2 separate regions of the Homo sapiens genome follow, and region 1 is linked to region 2. A link is a loop called in an ENCODE intact Hi-C map of the cell type or tissue named here. Cell type or tissue: gastrocnemius medialis. All regions are shown on one strand. Each heading gives the region's core, and the rest is flanking DNA. Links, peaks and the distances in the headings are about the cores only.

Region 1 (5,375 bases), core at 255-5,254, 380 kb after region 2:
AGCCTGCGAGGTCAAGGCTCTGGCGAGCCATAATTGTGCCATTGCATTCAAGCCTAGGTGACAGAGTGAGACTCTGTCTCAAACAAACAAACAAACAACAACAACAAAAAAAAGCAACCAGCACTGCCTGTTTTCCCTCTGCACATTCCCTCCCTTTCCTCACACCAGGAAAGAAGACTACACAGCAGGAAATATAGTCTCCACCAGCCCCCTGGGTGAATTTGCCAGGGGGCCTGCCCATGGTCTTGAATGCTCCTGCACTTCTTTTTCAAATCTGTCTTCACATCCAGGCTTCCTCCACCCCAAAAGGCGGGGAACCCTTCCTTCTGTCTCACTGAGGACAGTAGAGTTGGGGGCTTGGAAATGGCGTCGCGCGATTTAGTGCATAGTATCACTGAGGGCGTGTTGTGTGGTCAAAGAGGACTATGTTTTGTATCTGAGGTTTGACTTGCCAGTTCTTAGATCCTCCGACCCTTTAGTCTGGGTGGGGCATGTTGGTTCTACCCAAGGATTCCCTCCTCTCCTCATCTTCCCAGAACCATGCTGCAGGACTGTTCTCAGATCTCCCCAGGGTACCCTCACTGTAGCTCTAAACACCTAAAGGACAGCTGGGACTTCTTTGTCTTGGGCATTTTGTGGCGTGGCCAGGGGGTGGTGTGGCTGCCCACGCGGTTCAGCTGGTGTCCAGCTCTGCAGGTCCTCCCACAGAGCTGGCCCTTCGCTCCCTCTGCTGGCCGAATCGGAGAACTGCACGGCCGTTGGGGGGTTGGTGCTGTATCTTCCTTCAAGCCCTGGTGTTGCAGAAAGTACTCGTGATTTTTTGCTGAATGAATAAATAAACAAAAGCCCACCTTTAAAAACGAAAGACTACCATTAGCTATTTTGTGAGAGTAAAGGTTCAAGTCTAGTTTTTTTCTAACTGATTTTCTGGCACTGCCAGTTTGTCTTTATTGTTTTTCTCATCGGACGCTCCATTTTCTCACCTGGGAGCTTGTGTCACTGCAGGTGTTACCTGGATACTGGTGAGAATGATTCGGTTCCGCTTTGGAGGGAACCCCGCGCGCTGAATGCTGTCATGGAAGTGGTGTGGTCTCAGAGAAGTAGGCACGACCTTTGCTGTTGCGTTTGAGCCCCACACTCACCACTGTGTGACATTGAGAAAGGTATCTTATCTTTCTGAGCCTCAATGCCATCTGTAAAATGACCTGTCTCACAGGAGTTTTAAGGATCAGAAAAATGCCTGCAAATCCTCTGTCTTCTCATCCACCCCTACCGAGGGCGCGACTGCTGTAAGCGGCATGTTTGGTAACTTGGTGAAGGGTCTACATGCGTCCATCCCCCACGGCTGATCAGAGTGGCTGTGACTGGTCCAGCACACACAACTTTGTCTGAGTCGAGTTGAGCCGGCCAGTTGCTTGCTGTGGAACTGAGCCACAGAGTTCCATAGCCTCATGGGGAAGCCCATGAGGGTTCCCATGGCTAAAGGTACAGCATTAGCCGCCAGAGCAATAAACCATTTTCTCCAGCAAATGGGCTGGAAAAAATGGTTTATTGCTCTGGTGGCTAAAGCTGTGGGCTAGGGGCTGGTGAAGACCATATTTCCTGCTGTGTAGTCTTCTTTCCTGGTGTGATGAAAGGGAGGGAATGTGCGGAGGGAAGACAGGCAGTGCTGGTTGCTTTTTTTTTTTTTTTTTTGGTTTGAGACAGAGTCTCACTCTGTCACCTAGGCTTGAATGCAGTGGCACAATCATGGCTCACCAGAGCCTCGACCTCCCAGGCTCAAGCAATCCTCCCACCTGAGCCTCCCAAGTAGCTGGGACTGCAGGCACAGGCCATCATGCTCAGCTACTTTATTTTGTATTTTTCAAAGAGACAGGTTTTTTTCACGTTGCCCAGGCTGGTCTCGAACTCCTGAGCTCAAACGATCTGCCCACCTCAGCCTCCCAAAGTGCTGGAACTACAGGCATGAGCCACTGTGCCCAGCCTGGTTGCTTTCAAGCCCCAGATTCAGTTGTCCCCAAGGCCTAGTTGCCCTTCTGAACTTCACGAACATTTCAAGGAAATTCTTTTGTTATCTAGTTTGGGTTTCTGTCATTTGCAACCAACCAACCAAACCAACAAAAAGAACTCATGACTAATGCAGTTATTTGCAGAAACGTAGCTATAGGAGGAGTTATAGAGCCACATGGAAAGTGAAGCTCTGGCATCCAGCCCTGCAGCTGAGACTTCCTAGAGCTGCCTTCACTCCATCGCCAGAAGGCCTGGCCATGGTGCGGTTTCTGTTGTGAAATGCTTTTGCAAACCCTTTTCCTTTTATTGCTTCAGGAGAATTTCCTTTCACCATCTTTCCTGGATTGGCACAGGGCTCATTCTTACAGCTCCCGATAAGAGCACAGATTTGGCATTCAGATGCCTTTGCTGTCTGTGACCTTAAACTCTTTGGACCCCGTCTTCTAACTACAGAATGAAGATAATATGTGCCTTTTAGGGTGGTTGTGAGGATCATATGAGCTCAGATGTGTAATGCACTTAGTACAGGCCAGGCACAGTCAGTGCTCACTCAGTGGTCTCTCAGATGAAACAGAACAATCTATTGGCCACAGAGATGCCAAGTTCCAACCCTCTGTAGTGGAATAAATGATGGGGATTTTGCCTTTTGAGAGTTAGTTTTTGATGTTTCTGCCACAGCCATATTGTTTATAACATTCGAAGGTGGGCTGGGGGCGGAACCAGGTACAAGATGTAACTGCAAAGCCTATGGGGCCTGAGGTTCTCCTGATGGCAGGTCAACTGCCTTATTGGAAAGAATGACTTTCTTGCCTTGACTGATGTTGAATGAACCCAGATCTACCAGCTAAGGAGCATGGTCTCTTCCTCTGTTTGTTCAGGCTGAAATTTTATCTTAACCCTTTTATGACAAGATGTGCATGTAGCATAGGCATCTCAGTGAGTTTAAAAGTAACTCAATTTATTTTCATTCCTAAGTTAATCTAGCTGAGAAATCATAGACAAAATACTCTTGAAATCATAACATTATACCCAAATTGAAAAAATATATGGGTTTACTTATTACAGATGAATATTAGTGTTGACCAAATCAAACAAAAACTACACACACACACACACACACACACACGCACAAATCCATACTAAATAAAACCCAAGCCAGACACAACCTCTCCAAAATAACCAATCAACCCTCCCAAATCTTCCATGGTTTCTGTTTTGTATTAAAAATGCATTTTATTTTATAAAATCTTATTTGGGGCATGAGGAAAGATAAAAGAAAGGTCAATTTTAATGCTATAAATATTCACTTCAAATGCAATGTGACTTAAAGTTCAAAGGATAAATTCCCGTGTGTTCTACAATTGTTAAATGATGAAGATAATGAGAATAAAAATACACTAAAATTGAAGTGCCCCCAAGATGCATTTTTGCCTTTAGACGATTATTAATGATGTAGGTAGAACAGAACTTACCCAGTTTAGAAATTAGTATTATTAGAAGTGATTCATACAGCTTTGGTGGGTAGCAACAAAGATCTAGTTATTTAAAAAAGCATTGAGTGTTACTCATAGAAGTGGGCCAGTGACCTTCGCTGGATAATAAAAGTACATCTAACTTTTTTTTTTTTTTTTTTTTTTGAGATGGAGTCTCGCTCTGTCACCCAGGCTGGAGTGCAGTGGCGCAATCTTGGCTCACTGCAACCTCCGCCCCCTGGATTAAAGCAATTCTCCTGCCTCAGCCTCCAGAGTAGCTGGGATTACAGGTGTGCACCACCACGCCTGGCTAATTTTTATATTTTTAGTAGAGACAGGGTTTTGCCACGTTGGCCAGGCTGGTCTTGAATTCCTGACATCAAGTGATGCGCCTGCCTCGGCCTCCCGGAGTGCTGGGTTTACAGGCGTGAGCCACTGTACTCGGACAAAATTACATCTAACATTTATTGTTTACTTTGTGCTGGGTACGTGCTAAGCACTTTTTATCTCATTTAAATCTCATTATGGCCGAGAGAGGGGCCTAGCCATCACCTCCACTATACAGATGATGAAACTGAGGAAAGGAATCTTAAGCTATGTAGGGGTGGTTCATGGGTGGGGACATATGGCCCCTGGATCTGCCTCAACCTTTGTAGGGAAAGGAAATTCATGGTCTTACGATTGCCGCAAAAATACCATTGACAGTAGACAGTCTCAGAGATTTTACAGATAAAGCTGAAGCTGTCCTCACAGGGTTAACAAGAATTCTGGATTAAGCATTAATCAGGCTGTACTTTGGCCCACTTCCTTGTCACCAAAAGTCCTGTAGTAGCACTAGATCCTGGCCATGTGCATCCCCATTGTTCCTATAGATAGGATTTCTGACATTAGAATCATAAAGCTTTTGTTAGAATTGCTTAAGGTGTTTTCCCCCAAATTCCAGTGAAACAGCTGACAGCCAACCCACCCAGACAAATGGGATCAGCATGAGAATACAGTTTCTTCATCACCCTGTCCCATGACTTCACCCTGTACTCTTCGACCAATCAACTATCACCACACTTAGGCTTACTCCAAACCCTTTAAAATGCCTAGCCCCAAACTCCTCAGGGAGACAGATTTGAGGTTTCCTTCCATCTCCTCGTTCAGCGGCCCTCCCATTAAACCTCTTGCTCTGCGGCAACCCCGTGTCTCAGCTATTGACTTGCGGCACGTTGGGCAGCAGACCTATTATGGTTACAAGGCCTTGACTAACTTTTCTATTCTTTATTACAATCTTCCTTAGAACCAGAACAAAACCCCCTTTTAATCCCAATTGACAATACATACAATTTTACATATACAAAATTGGGTTGTCTCACATTTTGATTCAGCCCTTATCTTTGTCTAATGGCAACATGGATGTTGCCACAGAGAGGCATATTATGTCACCTTTAAAAGCACAGGTTTGGGCCAGGCGCGGTGGCTCACGCCTGTAATCCTAGCACTTTGGGAGGGTGAGGTGGGTGGATTGCCTGAGCTCAGGAGTTCGAGACCAGCCTGGGCAACACGGTGAAACCTTGTCTCTACTAAAATACAAAAAACTAGCTGGGCATGGTGGTGCACGCTTGTAATCCCAGCTACTCGGGAGGCTGAGACAGGAGAATCGCTTGAAGCTGGGAGGCAGAGGTTATAGTGAGCTGAGATCACACCACTGCACTCCAGCCTGGGTGACAGAGCGAGACTCCATCTCAAAAAAAAAAGCACCGGTTTGTTGTTCAGTCTGGGTTCAGTTGAGATTCTGCCACTGTCTGGTTGTGTGATTCTGGATGAGTTATTTAGCTGTTTGAGCCTCCATTTTCCCATGTGTGAAATGGGGACAATCATACCTATAGCTCATGGCGTCACGGTAGA
Region 2 (5,375 bases), core at 76-5,075:
AGCTACTAGGGAGGCTGAGGTGGGAGGAGCACTTGAACCCAGGAGGCAGAGGTTGCAGTGAGCCGAGATCGTGCCACTGCACACCAGCCTGGGCGACAGAGTGAGACTCAGGGTCAAAAAAAAAAAAGATTCCTTTTTTAATGCATCTTTAAATATTTAATTTACAAATCTCCAGGGTGCACACTTTTTAAAGGATAATCTATTGTGCAGAGTGAATTAACTCCTCCAGGACATAAACACTGCTTATATACAAAAAGTACCTAATAAAACACTTGTTGAATGAGCACTGGAAAATACACAGTTAAATGCCTTAATTAATACATTAAATACACAGTTAAGTACTTTATTCATAAGGTAAATACTTAATACACACCATAAACTATATGAAACTATACTTGGATTTGAAACACAGCAAACTTGGCTATATTTAGTTCTCATTTTCCATTTTTTCTCATAAACTGACATATGTATATTTAAAATCTACCAACTTGAGATACCAGCAATAATCTTAGCTACAAACTTTATAAGCAGGTGCAAATCCAAATAAATTCTGGAAGTTACTTGGCAGTTCTGCTGCAGTCAGTTTTGACTAACAGATACATGGAGGCATAGAAACAGTAGATATACTCAAAACTGACAGGTTGTTGGGGACATCTGTGAGTTTACTATGAAAATCACAAAGCTTGAGAAGTTCAGTTTTATTTATAAACTGCGTAAAAAGTCAAGTGTCCCCACTGAAAGACTAATCAAGAAATCACACTGCTATAAAGCCCAGCCACATTCTTGATGCAATGTACACCTGCCCTAATGTTCCAGATCATGTCCAATTTTTTTTAAAAGTACATCTTATGTTTTTCTTTCTTCTTTAAACAGATAATCTCTTTAAAACAAAACTCTCCCGTTTTGGCTTTATTCCTACATCATGAAATTGCCCACTCTACACATTCAATATTCACACAATACTAATGCATCGTGCAAGAAAAACACATTCATGCTTGGCCGGGGGCGGTGGCTCACACCTGTAATCCCAGCACTTTGGGAGGCCGAGGCAGGTGGATCACCTGAGGTCGGGACTTCAAGACCAGCCTGACCAACATGGAGAAACCCTGTCTCTATTTAAAAATACAAAATTAGCGGGGGTGGTGGCGCAAGCCTGTAATCCCAGCTACTCGGGAGGCTGAGGCAGGAGAATCACTTGAACCCAGGAGCCAGAGGTTGCAGTGAGCCAAGATTGTGCCATTGCACTCCAGCCTGGACAACAAGAGCGAAGCTCTGTCTCAAAACAAAAAAAAAGAAAAACACATTCGTGCTCAGGTATCCATGTGAATCAACCGACACCCACCCCTTCTCCTTCCCCACCAGGTGTTCAGCTGCAGTTGCAAAGGTCAAAATGAAAAAGGAAAAGGAAAGTCAGCTGCGTAACTGGATGTGCAGGTGTTTGTGTGAGGCCTGTGCTCATGTGCAGCTGTGTGTTTCTGAAGGGGCATTCTGAAGTCAAATATAACAACTTCAAGATTATTCACATTGTGTACATTATCTATGCCTTTTGTCTTTGTCTTTAGGATATTACCTAGTTTGTAATGTAAAGTGTGTTAATGACTTGCCTCTTCACCGTAAACCACATCAGTTCCATAGAACATCATTCTTACAATCTATAACTCCAAGAAATAAACTTCCAAAGACTAATTTCGTATTCTAAAATCTTTCACAGGATAACACGTTATCTATAAAAATCATTCAATTTCGGGATATAATTTGTAATGCATGCACCACCTACAGGAAATGAAATATAAAATAACCACATTTTAAAAATGTATGCTAAGAGGTATACATGAATTTGCTCCAAAAACATTTAATAGTTTTTCCGCTGTTGTCCTGTAATCGAAATAATAATTTTGAGGGCGGGTGTGGTGGCTCACATCTGTAACCCCAGCACTTTGGGAGGCCAAGGTGGGGGCATTACTTCAGCCCAGGAGTTCGAGACCTGCCGGGCCAATATGACAAAACCCCATCTCTACTGAAAATACAAAAATTAGCTGGGAGTGGTGGCGCACAGCTGTAATCCCAGCTACTGGGGAGGCTGAGACACAAGAATCGCTTGAACCTGGTAGGTGGGGGTTGCAGTGAACTGAGATCGCACCACTGCACTCCAGCCTAGGTGACAAGAGTAAGACTCTGTCTCAAAAATAATAATTTTGAAATAACAAGATTCAGAATCCAAATTAAGCTACCAGCCTACATTTCCTCTATATAAACTTTTCCAACGTACTGACACTCGGAGAAGGCTAACAATCGTCCTAAAAGTCTGTGATGGTTTTTGAAATGACTTTTTAATGACTCAAAACGTTTTTGAAAGTCATCTCATTTTACCACCAGCTATGTTTCAGGAAGTGATTCTAATGGAATGTTATTTACCTAGTAAGAAAATCTACCTAAAAACTTTTGCCCATCTAAAAACTAGTGTTATCTAGTTTCTGTGTCTCCAATTTTGTATCACTTAAATCACAGGCAAAGCCATACCTGCTCACAAACAGGTATTCATAAAAATGTAATTAAATAAGACTATAAAAGCATTGCATGATAACTCAAGACATAACCACCACCTAATTAAATTATTAATTGGTAAAGCCTCACAGTATGGCTAACGAGTTGTGAGCTTATTACTCAACCAGCCATACACAGGAAACAAGCCCTGGGAAGGCGCCGGCCAAGGGACTGAGTGCATGGGGTGACAGCAAGATGCCCTAACGACCAGCGAGCCTTTCAAGGTGGCGAGGGTCGCATCCTTTAAAACACATTCAGACACCTGGCACTGCAGGAGTGGATAAAAAGAATGCTATTGATGCTATTACTGTGTTCTCGAACTGGTGGGAACTCGGGAAATCTACACTTATGCCTTCCTGTTAGCAACAGTGCAACTGGCCTGGATTTGCACCACCCAGTTATCTCGAAGGCGCTGATGTTCTGAAAATAAAACTTTGTGGGAATGGAAAGTTAAAAACTTCTATTTAAAACTCAGACCTCAGAACATGCCCTTTGAAACCAGAGGGTTAAAAACGAAAGACAGACGCCCCTTGTGGGCACCAGCCTCTGGGCATCCTCGGCGCCCTGTCCAGGCGGCCCAGCGCAAGCCGACTTCTGCGAGGGAGACACACGAGGGCGACACCCGCGAGGGAGACACGCGGGGTCGACTTCCGCGAGGTCCCGCGCCGGGGAGGCACCGAGCGGCAGCTCCGCGGCGCGGGGAGCGACAGGGGCCGGAGGAGCCGCCTGCTGGGTTCGGGCTCCCGCAGGGGTCCCCGAGTACAGCCTCAGTCTCCCCAACTGTGAAATGGGCGCCGCTACCTCGCCCGTCCTCCCCACAGGGATCTGGGAGACTAATGAATGAGAAACGCGCGGCTAACGACCTGGTCGCGCCCGCCGCTCGCCCCCCGCCGCGCCTGGCCTCCAGCGGCCCGGCCCAGCCCCGGCCCGAAGGTTACAAATGTTCCAGCCCCGCGCCTGCCGCTCCGCTCCGGTAACGGGCGCCCGCCCGACGCCGCCTACCTTGGCCACCCAGCTGAACAATGGTGACATCGCGGGCCGGGCGGCGGCTCTTCGCCCGCCGGCTCCCGCTCACTCCCGCCGCCGGCCCGTGGGCCCGCGGGCGGCCGGGGGCGGGCTTGGGGAGCGGCGGGGCCGGGGCATCGCTCTCCCCGGCGGCGGCGGCGGCGGCGGCGGGCTCCACCCAGTTCGTCACTGCCCCGAGAGGTCGCGCCCGCGGGGCGGCCAGGCAGAGAAAGGGAAGTGGGAGGGGAGAGCGCGGGGAGGGGGTGGGCGGGGGGAGGAGGGGAGAGGAGGGGAGGGCGCGCAGCCGACCCCGCCCACCCCCGCGCTCCGCTGCTGGCGGGAAGTTGGGACATGCTGGGGTCGCCCCCTTCCGAGATGCCCAGGGCTGCGCAGGAAACCCTGGAGGCTGGGGACGCGCCTTTCCAGGCCTCTGGGGTCCGTTTCGCACAACTTTCAGAAATCTAAGAATTCCTCCCTCTCCGAGGTTCCACAAAAGCCCCAGAGTTGGAGCTAACACAAAGCCCGCCCAACTTTCCAGGGGTGACCCCCACCCCCAGGGCTTTTCTTCCTAAGCGCTTTAGATTGCTAGTAACAAAAGACCAGTGTTCCCCAGCCCCTAATACCTTTATATAATCAAAGGTGGTTTTCTTGGAGTCAGGAAACTCGGCCATTGAGACCAAAAGTGGGGCAGAGGAAAAAGAACCATTTAGCTCCTGCCTGCCAGGAGGCTTTAGCAACTTGAGAAATGTTGATTTCACCATAGTTTTCTTCTCTCCCAAGGCAAGATGATGAGACAAGGTGGTCAGTTTATGGCTACAAAGGTAAAGCTGAGTTTCAATCCCAGCCACTCCTGAGTTCCACGTTGAAAAAAAAAAAAGTCCAAAGGTTTAATCGCTGATGTGTTATGCATGTGTCAGGTGGAACCACTCACTGAGTTCCTCAGGCCAAATGGCCAACCCAGCCCAAGAATTCTGCTTCTCTTTTCCTTCTACTAATTGTGCATTATCTTCTTGAAGGACCATTGGGACATTTTAATGTTGTTCCCTAAATATCTGGCATCTGAGTTTAGTGAGGGTATTAGCTACCTATTGCTGTATAAAAAGTTACCCCAAAACTGAGAAGCTTAAAACCACAAACAACTTCTGTGGGTCAGAAATCCAGGAGCATCTTAGCTGGATGGCTCTGGCTGAAAGTCGCCCTAAAATTTCAGCCAAGCTGTTAACTGAGGCTGGAGTCATCTCAAGACTGGCCTGGGACTGAAGGATCCACTTCCATGCTCATTCACATAGGTGTTGCCCGTATTTAGTTCCTCGCAAGCTGCTGGACTCAGGGCCTCTGTTTCTTGCTGTTTCTTTCCATAGCACTGATCAGAAAATGGCAGTTTGTATCCCCCAGCACAAGTGATCCAAGAGAATGCACAAATCCAAAAACAGTGTTTTATGAATTAAGATGTGACATCCCAACACTTTTGCTCTATTACTGTTTGTGAAAAACCAAAGACATAAGTCTAGTCCACACTTAAGGGGAGGAGATAATATAAGGACATGAATATCAAAAGGAGAGGATCATGGGGGATTGTGGGCGGCAAGCCACCCAGCTGCCAAGGCAAGAGACCCAGGGCACGAGCTGTTCCAGTATAATAAAATATATAAAATAAGAATAGTTATACTAGATATAGATCTTAGATATGATTATATATGAATATCATTAATCATTAGTTTGTAGCAATTATTCTTTATTCCAATATTATAATAATCCTCGCTCTACAATCATAACCTAGGAAAAACCAGGCCATACAGAGATAGGAGCTGAGGGGACATAGTGAG

The links. Hi-C counts contacts between places; a loop is a spot of excess contacts. Peaks named below come from ENCODE experiments on the same cell type or tissue, not always from the same donor. Only the 100,000 strongest peaks of a DNase experiment are listed, where the experiment ranks them.
Region 1: a loop joins it to region 2, with 11 times the contacts of the local background. A loop is called at or near these places in 9 of 110 quality-filtered maps.

Annotation. Positions count from the first base shown.
Region 1 is chr4:37,598,542-37,603,916 of GRCh38, reverse strand. It overlaps a transcript of RELL1 not described here. Among named protein-coding and RNA genes, the nearest start is that of RELL1, 85 kb to the left of the region's middle. In gastrocnemius medialis, for the core only: a CTCF peak has its summit at 738 (motif pointing left); a DNase peak (open chromatin) is centred at 716.
Region 2 is chr4:37,975,701-37,981,075 of GRCh38, reverse strand. The region is part of intron 2 of TBC1D1 (TBC1 domain family member 1); the gene reads right to left. Among named protein-coding and RNA genes, the nearest start is that of PTTG2, 18 kb to the right of the region's middle. RefSeq lists silencers at 3,138-3,437, 3,458-3,507, 3,628-3,747, 3,818-3,887. In gastrocnemius medialis, for the core only: CTCF peaks have their summits at 3,112 and 3,974; DNase peaks (open chromatin) are centred at 2,731, 3,155 and 3,775; H3K4me3 peaks cover 1,668 bases; H3K27ac peaks cover 2,601 bases.